2 separate regions of the Homo sapiens genome follow, and region 1 is linked to region 2. Evidence: chromatin loops called from intact Hi-C (ENCODE). Cell type or tissue: CD14-positive monocyte. All regions are shown on one strand. Each heading gives the region's core, and the rest is flanking DNA. Links, peaks and the distances in the headings are about the cores only.

Region 1 (5,375 bases), core at 216-5,215, 120 kb after region 2:
CACCCTTTGTGGGCTCAGTCAGTACAGGGTTACGTGCAGCCCTTCAGAGCTGGGGTGGCCATAAAACCAACTAGTGCAACTCCTCAAATCATAGCAGAGGCCCAAGAGGGCAGGTGCCTTGCCTAAAGGCACAGCAAATCAGTTGCAGAGCTGGGGGTCTTCCTCCTTCAACCTCTGCCCCTTGGCCATCCCCCAACTCAACTGATTATCTGCTGAAACATGAAGTTGGCAGGTTTTTGTTGTTGTTATTGTGTTTTACCAAGGCACTGATCACCTGAACTTCTTGCTCGGCCAGTCTTTATTCCCAGCCACTGACACTAGAGATATGCTCAGGTAAGGCCACCAGAGGCCGGGGTCGAGGGATAGGGAGATGAAGGAGTCGTTACTTCCTCTTTCTGATCTCCTTTCCATAGACTCACCCAGTGAGAAACCTAAAACAGCAGCAACTTGTGAGTCAGGGATGTGTGTCTCATCCAAGCCTCCACCCAGGTCTCGAGGCCCTGCCCCAGCATCCCTGTCTACCAGCTGCCCATCCTGCTTGGATACAGCCAGTAACAGGGAGCCCACTCCCACAGTGGGGCTCAGGCCACCGCCCTCAGCTCTGTCCCCACACATCCCCTGTCAGTGTCACAGAGACCATAACTGAGTCATCCTTTTAGAGGTCCCTCTCTAGGAGAGCGTGAACTTGAGGAACTGAGGAAGATGGCACCATGCCCTCTTCACGGCTTTATCCTAACTCCTGGTTCAGAGATGTTGCTTACAACAGAATACCTGAAACTGGGGGATTTATAAAGAAAAGGAATTTATTTCTTACAGTTTTGGAAGCTGAGAAGTCCAAGATTGAGGGGCTGCATCTGGTGAAGTTCTTCTGGCTAGTGGGGACTCTCTGCAGGGTCCTGAGGCAGCCCAGGGCCTCACATGGGCTGAGCACGCCAGCTCAGGTCTGTCCTCCTCTTCTTAAAAAGCCACCAGTTCCACTCCCACAGTAACCCATTAATCCATTCACCCATAATCCATGGATAGATGAATCCATTCATGAAGGCAGAGCCCTCATGACCCATTCGCCTCTTAAAGGGCCCATCTCTCAATATTGCCACATTGAAGATTAAGATTCAACATGAGTTTGGAGGGGACAAATATTCAAATCATAGCAGTTGCATCACACACATTTCACTAACAAATAGTTATTGCTGTTTCCCCCAACCTCCAGTCCTCATTTGTCACGTCTCTGGGCCTCAGAGAACATTCGATTTTCCACAGGAAAGTTCACGGAGCATTGCAAGAGCGTTTGGTGGCCCTCTGAGTCATCTCTTCTCCTCACGGGACATCCCAGCATCTTCATGGATCCTCAGAGGCACGGGGGGCCACCCTGACCACCCTCCTCAGAGTGAACCTCTGTCTATGTGTCCTTCTTCATATGTGGTGGCCAGAAACCAGATCATGTGCACAGAACAGACAGGCTCTGGTACCATTGTGTGTGTGTGTGCCTGTGTGTATCTATGTCTGTGTGTCTTTGAATGTGCCCATATATGGGAGTTTGTGTGTGTGTCTTGGTGACTATGTAAGACTGCATGTGTGAATGTGAGAATGTGTGAGTCTGTGTATTAAGTGTGTGTATGTATGTGTGTGAGTTTTTATAAATATATGAGAGTGGGTATGTCTGTGTGGATGTGTCTGTGTTTGTATGAATGTGTTTGAGCACGTGTGTGTGTCTATGTGTCTGTGTGAGTATGTGTGAGAGAATGTGTAAGAGTGTGTCTGTATGTCTATGTGGTGTGTATGTTTGTGTGTCTTTATGCAAGAGTCTGTGTGTGTGGATGTGGATGTATGAGAATATGAGTCTGTATGAATGTGACTGGCTGTGTGTTGTGTGTGCACATCTGGTTGCCTGTTGGTCTCTGAGTCCTCTCCCAATGTCCCTCAGAGGGAAGACTGATGGGGCCACTCTATGGACGGCCCGTGTGAGGAGACCCCTCAGCAGCCCTGAGTGAGGGCCTGGCACCCGGGAAGTGCTCGGCAGCTGTGAGCCATTACCGTATCAAGATTTGTGTGTATTTAGTGACAAAGGCCCCTGTTGCGTTTCTATTTCCTGCAGGAAGAGTGATTGCAAAGTGGGGACCTGGAGGCAGCCAGCGGGGAGTCCTGAGAAGTACAAGACCCAGAGGTCTATTCAGAGAGAAACCAAACAGTCCAGAGACGTGGTGGCCACATTCCCCTCAGCACTGTGAGAAACAACTCTGTTTTACAGATGGAGAGAGGAAATGGAATCCCGGCACATGGAGTGAGGGCAGAAATAAAGATACATCACCCCGCCCTTCAGAAATCAGGGGAAGGGTGGTGCCAGGGAGTCCTTTCAAAGGCCTGGGATCACCACATGCAGGCAGGACCATGCCACATCTCCCCGCCTTTGGGTGGTCTCGACAATGCTACAGGGCCTATGTTACAGACGCAGAAAGCTCAGAGGGGTTAAATGACAACTCGGTCACACAGAGCTCCATCAGCAGTGCAGCCGGAACTCACACCCAGGTCTGCTGACTCCAGGACCAGTGTTCTGGGCCCCAGAAGCCCCCGTGGGACTTCCTGTGCACACTACCCAACAAAATGAAAACATCCTCAGCTGTCCCTGTGTGTGAGGCAATTCACATCCTGCTGCCAAGTGTTGCCACCAAATCTCTCTAAATTGGGCAATTAGCAGCATGATTTGTGAAATGAGGAACAGGATATGCTTTGACCCCTTGAACTTCTTCCCCACTGAACTCTCCAGTTCTAGCTGAGCTTTTAGTTTTAAACGTGGGAGTGGGGTGGGGCAGGAGAAATTTCCTTAAACCAGCGTTTCTGCCAATAGCCACTTCCTGGGGAACCATCTCTACCTGGATGGTTGAGGTTTCAAAACTAGATTCCAGCAAAATGAAGACAAGGCAAACTATGAACTGGAAAAAGTCAGTAGACCACTCACCGCCAAGGGTTGAGAGTCTTAATAGAAAAGTGTGCTTAGAAGATGACAAGCAGGAAAGCAGGCCAAGCGTATGAGTGGGCGACCTCCAGTGAAGAGATGCGAATGGTCATCCGCACAGGGAAAAAATATCAGCCTCACAATTGCTACATAGAGCATGTGGGAGCCCATGGATTCGGACAGAGCTCCCACACAAGGCCCAAGGCCTCACCAAGATGAAGTTACATGTCACCCAACTGAAGTTATCTGACACGCTGAGAAATTGGGAGAGAGACAATAGCCAAATTCCCAAACAGTCCAGTTTTAGCCAGCATCAGGGAAGTCCTGTCTGCTTTAACCCTATAAGGAAAGTCACCACAAAGTGATCAAACTGTTCTTTGTTTCTGTTTCTTTAGCCCTTTTCTGCCTGTAAAGTCTGCCTCCTCTGTTCCACCCATAGGAGCTCCTTCCTATTACAAGAATGGGATGCTTCCCCGTTCATGAACCACAAATAAAAGCCAATTTGATCTTTAAACAAAATTTGTTGAAATTTTGTTAACACCATTAAAAAAAAAAAAAAGGCAAATTAAAACAGTAGGATGTCATTTTTCTCCTAATAGATCAACAAAGATAAGACCTAGCCCAGTGAGGAAGCGAAGAAATGAGATCTCCCTAGATTAATGCTGGGGTTGAAATTGGCACAGTCTTTCTGAAAGGCCTTTAAGATGTGGGTAAATTTGACCCTGTAACTATTTTTAGACTTTATCCTGAGGGAATTGGTCAAGATGTAGGTGGAGATGAATATACAAAGATATTTATTGTGTTGTTACCTATAATATTGGGAAATCTGGAAAAAATACCCTAAATGTCCACTAATAAATTACTACTCAGGAAAATTACAGTAAACCCATATGAAGCGATACAACGCCACTGTTAGTCATTCCATGGCAGTGGAATCTTTGACTCCAAGTCCAGTGTCCTCCCACAAAGAGAGGCTGCCTCTCAAGTCTGTCCAGAAAGTGCCTCCACCTTCCAATGGCTGTGAACAGCTGGGGAAGTGTCAGTGGCTAACTCCCATGAAATGGTGAACATGAGGTTCAGGGCTGGGAAGAAGAGCAGGGGATGTGGGCCAGAATGTTTCACTAGCATCCAATTTGAAGCCACATGTTTCCAAATATGAGGCTAATTAAATAACTCCATCATGTACTTGCATATTTTACCCTTGTTTACTTCATTGTCAACCCCACCCCGCCATTCTGAATAGGTTTTATGGCCCATGTGGAGAATAGTGTGAAGAGAGGCCAAAAGTCTTGATTCTCTGACACCTATCAGCTGTGTGATCGTGGACCACTCAGAACCCAGGCACCTCCTCTGAAATAGCCCCTGGCTAAGGGCCTGGTCTATGCAGGTGTTCACCAAGTGGCTGACATTGCTAGTGGCTGGTTTCCCCCTCTACTTTCTTCCCTAGCAGCCCTCTGACTCTTGGGGGCTCCATGATTTTCAGCAGCAATAGCATCCCAGAAAGCTGGGGGAGAGAAGTTTTAAAAGTCCAGGGAAGTTCGGGTAAGCAAAGACCACCCTTTTCCTCCAGCCAGTGGGGCTCCCTGCTCTTTGAGAGTTCTAAGCACTTGCATGCTGTGCTACCTTGTAGTAGGGGCTGCTGGTGCCTCTCCCAGGTCTCCTCTCTCTACCTGCTTTTGCAGGCAGCACCTGGAAGCTGTGAGGCTGGCCTGCTAACAGCTCACAGCCTTCCCCACCTCCAGAGAGGTGAAGCTTTACCTGGGAGGCTATGCCCACTCATAGGCCAAGGCCAGTGCAGGAAGGACCCATGGAAGGAAGGATAGATGGGCCTCCCACTCAAGGTGACTTCAACACTGTAATCAGCTCATACCCCACCACCCCCACCCCAAGCTCCCCAAGCTCTGGAGCTCTCCAGCCCACCCCACCACCTCCTGGGGTTCAGGCAGAAACAGGTCTCCAGCAGAGGCCACCCCTTTGCTTAGCTCCTTTCCTGCCCATCACTCTTCCCTGAGAGCTCCTTTCCAATAAACCACTTGAATAAGTCTCTGTTTCAGGCTCTGCATCAGGGAACCTGCCCTAAGACCAGCTTCAATTCAACTTTCCCGGAATTTCCTGGACACTTCCCCTGCAAGACGCCCTGCACCAGAGCTGGGTGATGAGAAGTCCCAGAGTCATTCTTGGGGTTTCTGTTCCCTGACTATAGTGTCCAAGATGGTCAGAGCTGGAACAAATGGTAGATAACATCTAGTTCAGGGTTTCCTGAGCATGCTCTGAGGAACATTAATCCCAGACTGGTGGGGGAAAAGGGAATCTGCCTGCAAATGAATGTAAGGAATTCTGGATTAAAAGTTAAGTGGAGCTCTTTACTGTAGCCCTGCCCATAGCCTTTAATATTCAAATGAGACCTAGAATTTTAGGGCTG
Region 2 (5,375 bases), core at 318-5,317:
CTTTAGGAGGCCGAGGTGGGAGGATCACTTGAACCTAGGAGTTCAAGTCCAGCCCAGGCAACATAGTGAAACCTTGTCTCTACTAAAAATACAAAAAATTAGCCAGGCGTGGTGGTGCGTGCCTGTAGTCCAGCTATTCTGGAGACTGAGGTGGGAGAATGACCTGAGCCCAGGAAGTTGAGGCTGCAGTGAGCCGTGATCATGCCATTGCACTCCAGCCTGGGCAATGGGAGTGAGAACCTCTCTCAAAAAAAAAAAAAAGAGGTGTTTTTATCTTCAACAGAACATTCAGGGTGTGAGTTTCCTACTCTTTTTTCTCCTCTATCTCTCCTTGCAGCCCTTTTTGTCTGTTTTCAACCTTCCTGCCATATGTCCCACTCTCTTCTTGCACACACACCTGCATCTCTGGGCCAAGGGTGAAACTGGGCTTATGAAAAACATGGCCTACGTGGCTCCACAGGGTCACACTTCTCTCTCCTCAAAGCTCTATACTTTCTATTCCTTCAACTTCTCCAACCTGGCTTCCCCTCTTTCCAGGGAAGGCAATTCTGTGACTCTCATTCTGCACCCATGCATCCAGGTATCTGACATCCATATTTCCGTCTTCGTTTTTTTTTTTTTTGAAGCGGAGTTTCGCTTTTGTTGCCCAGGTTGGAGTGGAATGGCGCAATCTCGGCTCACTGCAACCTCCGCCTCCCGGGTTCAAGCAATTCTCCTGCTTCAGCCTCCTGAGTAGCTGGAATTATAGGCGCCTGCCATCACACCCAGCTGATTTTTTGTATTTTTAGTAGGGACAGGGTTTCACTGTGTTGGCCAGGCTGGTCTCGAACTCCAGACCTCAGGTGATCCACCCACCTCAGCCTCCCAAAGTGCTGGGATTACGGGCGTGAGCCACCACGCCCAGCCGCCATCCATACTTCCAAACGCTCCCAGACCTTCAGCCACATACTACCCTGCAAAAACTGTGCTCCCTTATAGCAGGGTCTGTTGCAAATGCGCCTTCTCCACTGCCCTCCCCTCTAATTGAGGTCATGATATGAGGAGCAGCATTTCTTAGGGACAGGCCCAGAAGCTATCCACCTCCGTAGCCCACCTTGGCACATCGGGTGCCTCTGACACAGCCCTCTAGAATTCATCCACGGCCAATGTCCACAGAGGACACCTCTTGGAAGTCTTGAGCAGTTTGAGATCTACCCACAGAGTTCCTAGAATCAAAACACCCACCGGAACAGGAGTGTTCCATCTACCACAGCCTGGCCAGCCAAACTGTCCAAAGAGACAGTCAGCAAAGGGGCTCGGTGGCCACTGAGTAGATTTCCCCAGATCCACACTCGCCTGAGAATATTCCCCAAGACAACACCACATCAGCTTATTACTGGTGTCCCCAACATCACCTGTGCTATTTTCCTTCTTCAGAATTAGAAGACACATCAAAACTGAAACACGGCATCTGTCGCCATAGGGTCGCTCATGGTTACTATGACCTAAATGGCTGGTCAATAAGTGCCAAAATCAGACACGCGTGAACCTTCAAGCAAGGTTTGGCTGTGTGCACTGAGGGGTGCCAGGTGGCAATTGGTCTGAGGGGTACCCTTCCTGGCTCACACATTTCCTATGAGTCCTGTCAATAATATGGCTCAGCCCAAGAAACTACGTCAATGAAAAGTAACAGATGCTTCTGAAACTGTCATAAAATCCCACGTTAAATAAGTATTCGAAGCCCAGTTTTTACCAAAGATGCCCACAGAACTACCCAAATTGTTTGGTGGAACTGGAATTCCATCACATAAATTACCTCACACAAACCCAAACACTGGCTGAAGGTTTCCATACTGAGAATTTTCTTTGTGGTAATAACATTTCTTGCAGATATTTGGCTCATAAATAAAACAAAAGCACCTAAGCTTGTCTTGATTTTAAATACAAAGTCACTTCATGAGGAATCTGCTGATTCCATACAATTCTTCAGAGATCAAGAAGTAATCCCTAGGAAAAACTGGGACATACCTACTGTTCCAACCAGGCAAGCCCACCCCTAGCAGGTGAAACGGCTGATTTTCATCTGTTTGAGGTGGGTTAAAGTGAACTCACTACCTCACTTCCTGTGAGTCACATGTACAGCCTTTGAGAGCCAGGCCACGCTCCTTCCTCGGCTGGATGAAAAGAGACTCCTTTGGCCTCTCAGTCACCTCTGGGTACTTTGGATCTGCTCAGAGAACTGGCAGTGGGCTTTGGGAGCCCCTCGAACCCCACTGCGAGAAACTATGCTGGGTCCCTGGCATCCTGCTGTGTCACAGACATCTGAACAGGGACTAGATTCACCACAAGCCATGGCCACCATCTGGATTCCGTAGTTGGATGGATAGTGGACACCAAAGAATTATGTCCAAGTCTGAAGCCCAGCCCCTGTGAATGTGACCTTTCTTGGAAATAGGGTCTTTGCAGATGTCATTAAGTGTAGGATCTTAAGACGAGATCCTCCTGGATTTACGGTGGTCCCAAATCCAATGGCAGGTGTCCTTATAAAAAGAGGAGAGGACAGACAGCACCACAGAAAGACGGAGACAGAGCCTGGAGTGCGGCGTCTATGAGCCAAGGAACGCCAAGGACTGCTGGAGGCCACCAAGAGCTGGGAGCAGGGGACGGCTTTTATCCCTTAGGGCCACCAGAGGGAACCAACCCTGCAGACATCTTGATTTAGGACTTCTGGCCTCCAGAATCATAAGAGACTACATTTCTGTTGTTTTAAGAAGCCAAGTTTGTGGTGATTTATTATGACTGCCCTAGGAAACCAGACAGATTTTAAACCCCAATTCTAAGGAAGACCAATTACTCCAAGGAGTTATTTTTGCCAATACTTCTCTGCCACCCTGAGACCCTGGAACAGTGGCCCTGAGGGTAGGGGAGGACTGGGGTCATGTGGCCACATTTCCCAGAAGGAAGCATGAAGGAAGGCAAATGCGGACAGGAGCACTTCCCTTCAGGGGAGCACTCAGACAGGGGAGCACTGAGACGGGGGAGCACTCTTTGGGTTCTCCCCAAGAATTAAGCGAATGCTTCCTAAGATTGTCTTCAAGTAACAAAGCTATCATTTCCCCCTTGACTACTCTCCAGGGGAAAAGAGTGAGTTAATAATCTTGGGTGGGGGAAAGCCACTCGGATAGGTTAAAGCCACTCAGAAAATGCTGAGAACAGCAAACATATCAAGAACAAGTATCCACTGGACGTCAAAAGGCCAGACAGGCACACTGTGGAACAAGATGAAACGTACAGAAACAAACTGAAATGTCTACCTTTTAGTCTTCAAAATCCACTATCCCATGAGGAAGTGGGGGAAGGAGACCAATGTAATGGAAAACACACAGCTCACGATCAATCATCACAGAACTGCAGGGGCACGGATGCAACCCCAGGATGCATTAACAGGGGCACGGCATGAGGAATGTGGGAGGGTGGAGCCAGGCGACAGGCAGCTCACGGCCTCAGCGGATGCTTGCTTTCAGTGCTGGGCACCAAACCTGGCTGCTCTCCCTGGAGATGCAAAAACTCAGCAGGAAGGAGCCCAGTCCCGAACTCCTGAAGGACTGACCAGCGGGCAGAAGGTTCGGGAAGAAAGCCTGGTTGCAGGCAAGGGGAAATACCTCCAGTCAGGGCAGGCTAACACGAGGGGATGGTCCTAGAAGGCAGGAGCAGCCTAGGCTGGAGGGAAGGAGGGCTCCAGGATAGCGTGGGGGCCAGGGGACATCATACCCTCCCAGCCCTGAGTTTCAGGGCTGCCCAGCCCCCTCCAGCTGAGCCACCTCATTTTCTTACTCTCAAACCATCCCGAACAGATGGGTATTACATTTGGCCAGGACTGTTTCCAACGACAATTCCAAATATAAGTCCAAATGCATTCCAGGCCTTCTGTGCTGCGGTTATTTTAGAAGGCTGTCGGCGCGGCCCCTCACACTGGGCCCGTGCTCATGGGGTACTGCTCAGCCCCTTTCCTGTGCAGTGCAGGGGTCCTGGGACCCCTGGAGGAGCGGTGGGATGGGAAATGTATGTTAGGGGGCATAGGGCTCCATCAATCCAGTGCCTCTGAAAGTGACCATGTCTCTCCCCAAGGGACAAAGGAGAGGCCAGCAGTGGCAAGGCCCTACTATGTAAAATCTGGATGATTACAGCCAAGACCACTGCTGGATTCATTCAGGGACACTTACAGCCAAGACCACTGCTGGATTCATTCAGGGACACTTACAGCGTGCTGTTCTGAGCCAGCGAGCAGAGGTTGGTGAGTTGATCACTATTAAAGCAGGAGCTGCTGCTGCTCCTCCCGCCAGGGCTCTGTGTGATTGCTTTCCGGGTTTAGTACCTGCAATGTTCTCAGTTTCCACTCCTGATGTGGATGCTGGGGGGTAGGGAGGGCCACCACCACCATGCCCTGTACAGGGTGCTGCATGCATGCTCTGCGTCTATCTTCACAACCCCATAATGAGATGTGGGCCACCCCATTTTACTGGGGGAGAAGGCTGACACTAGAGAGGTTAAGGAGTTTGCCCATGGTCACGCAGCCCAGGAAGCTCCAGGGCAGGGCTGGGACCCAAACAAACCCAGGCCTGCCTGACCCCAAAGCGCCTCACCCAGCTGGATGTGGCCCCTGCCCTCCGAGCTTAGGCAAGGAGACGAATCCACGGCTGACTAGAGTGGGTGCTGGCCGTCTGCACTGATAGTTTTCGGGTTTTGTTTGTTTAGGTGTTTTTATTATTTTAGGTGCACGGTGATTTGGAAGAGAAAGTCAATTCTTCTCCAGAACTACTTAATAAGTCACAGGAGACTGATAAACAATTACAAATGTAATAGAGTGGCAAATAAACACTTAGGATAAACGTGAGGAACTCCAATGCCACGGTCGGGAACAGCAAATGTGTTTACGGAACATCACATCCGGCATCTAGAAAAGTGACAGCAACAGCAAAAGGGAATTCAGGCATCTATCATGAAGCCGGAACACACTGCGGGATCTTGTATCTCTTGGAAAAGCTAATATTCCTTGGTGATCGCAATAGCTCATTAGAGTTTGATGGTTCCTGTTCCTAAGTGATGATGTGGTTGTTCATCGGCCTGGCCTCTATGTGGAGAACTCTGCAGGACCTGGCTCCAAGGCCACTAGTTTGGGAAAACCTCTCCCCATAGTGGGTTCCTCCTCCTTTTGTATTTTTGTTCATATCGTTTTTATATTGAGAAATGATCCACGTACCGTAGCATCCACCCATTTAATGTGAACAATTCGCCAGTTTTTAGTATACACCACACAGCTGTGTGAACACCACCACTCCCCAGTCCCAAGATGTTTTCATCACCCTGATGAGCGACTGCTGGTTCTAACACAGCAG

The links. Peaks named below come from ENCODE experiments on the same cell type or tissue, not always from the same donor. Only the 100,000 strongest peaks of a DNase experiment are listed, where the experiment ranks them.
Region 1: a loop joins it to region 2, with 2.2 times the contacts of the local background. A loop is called at or near these places in 4 of 110 quality-filtered maps.

What each region holds. Positions count from the first base shown.
Region 1 is chr10:124,142,657-124,148,031 of GRCh38, forward strand. All of the region lies in intron 1 of LOC105378536 (a long non-coding RNA gene), which reads right to left. Among named protein-coding and RNA genes, the nearest start is that of CHST15, 52 kb to the left of the region's middle. In CD14-positive monocyte, for the core only: no CTCF peak of the experiment used is centred there; DNase peaks (open chromatin) are centred at 495, 1,295 and 2,645; H3K4me3 peaks cover 2,450 bases; H3K27ac peaks cover 4,278 bases.
Region 2 is chr10:124,023,239-124,028,613 of GRCh38, forward strand. The region is part of intron 5 of CHST15 (carbohydrate sulfotransferase 15); the gene reads right to left. Among named protein-coding and RNA genes, the nearest start is that of CHST15, 68 kb to the right of the region's middle. RefSeq lists enhancers at 2,236-2,405, 3,111-4,107. In CD14-positive monocyte, for the core only: a CTCF peak has its summit at 2,647 (motif pointing right); DNase peaks (open chromatin) are centred at 2,133 and 2,663; H3K27me3 peaks cover 349 bases.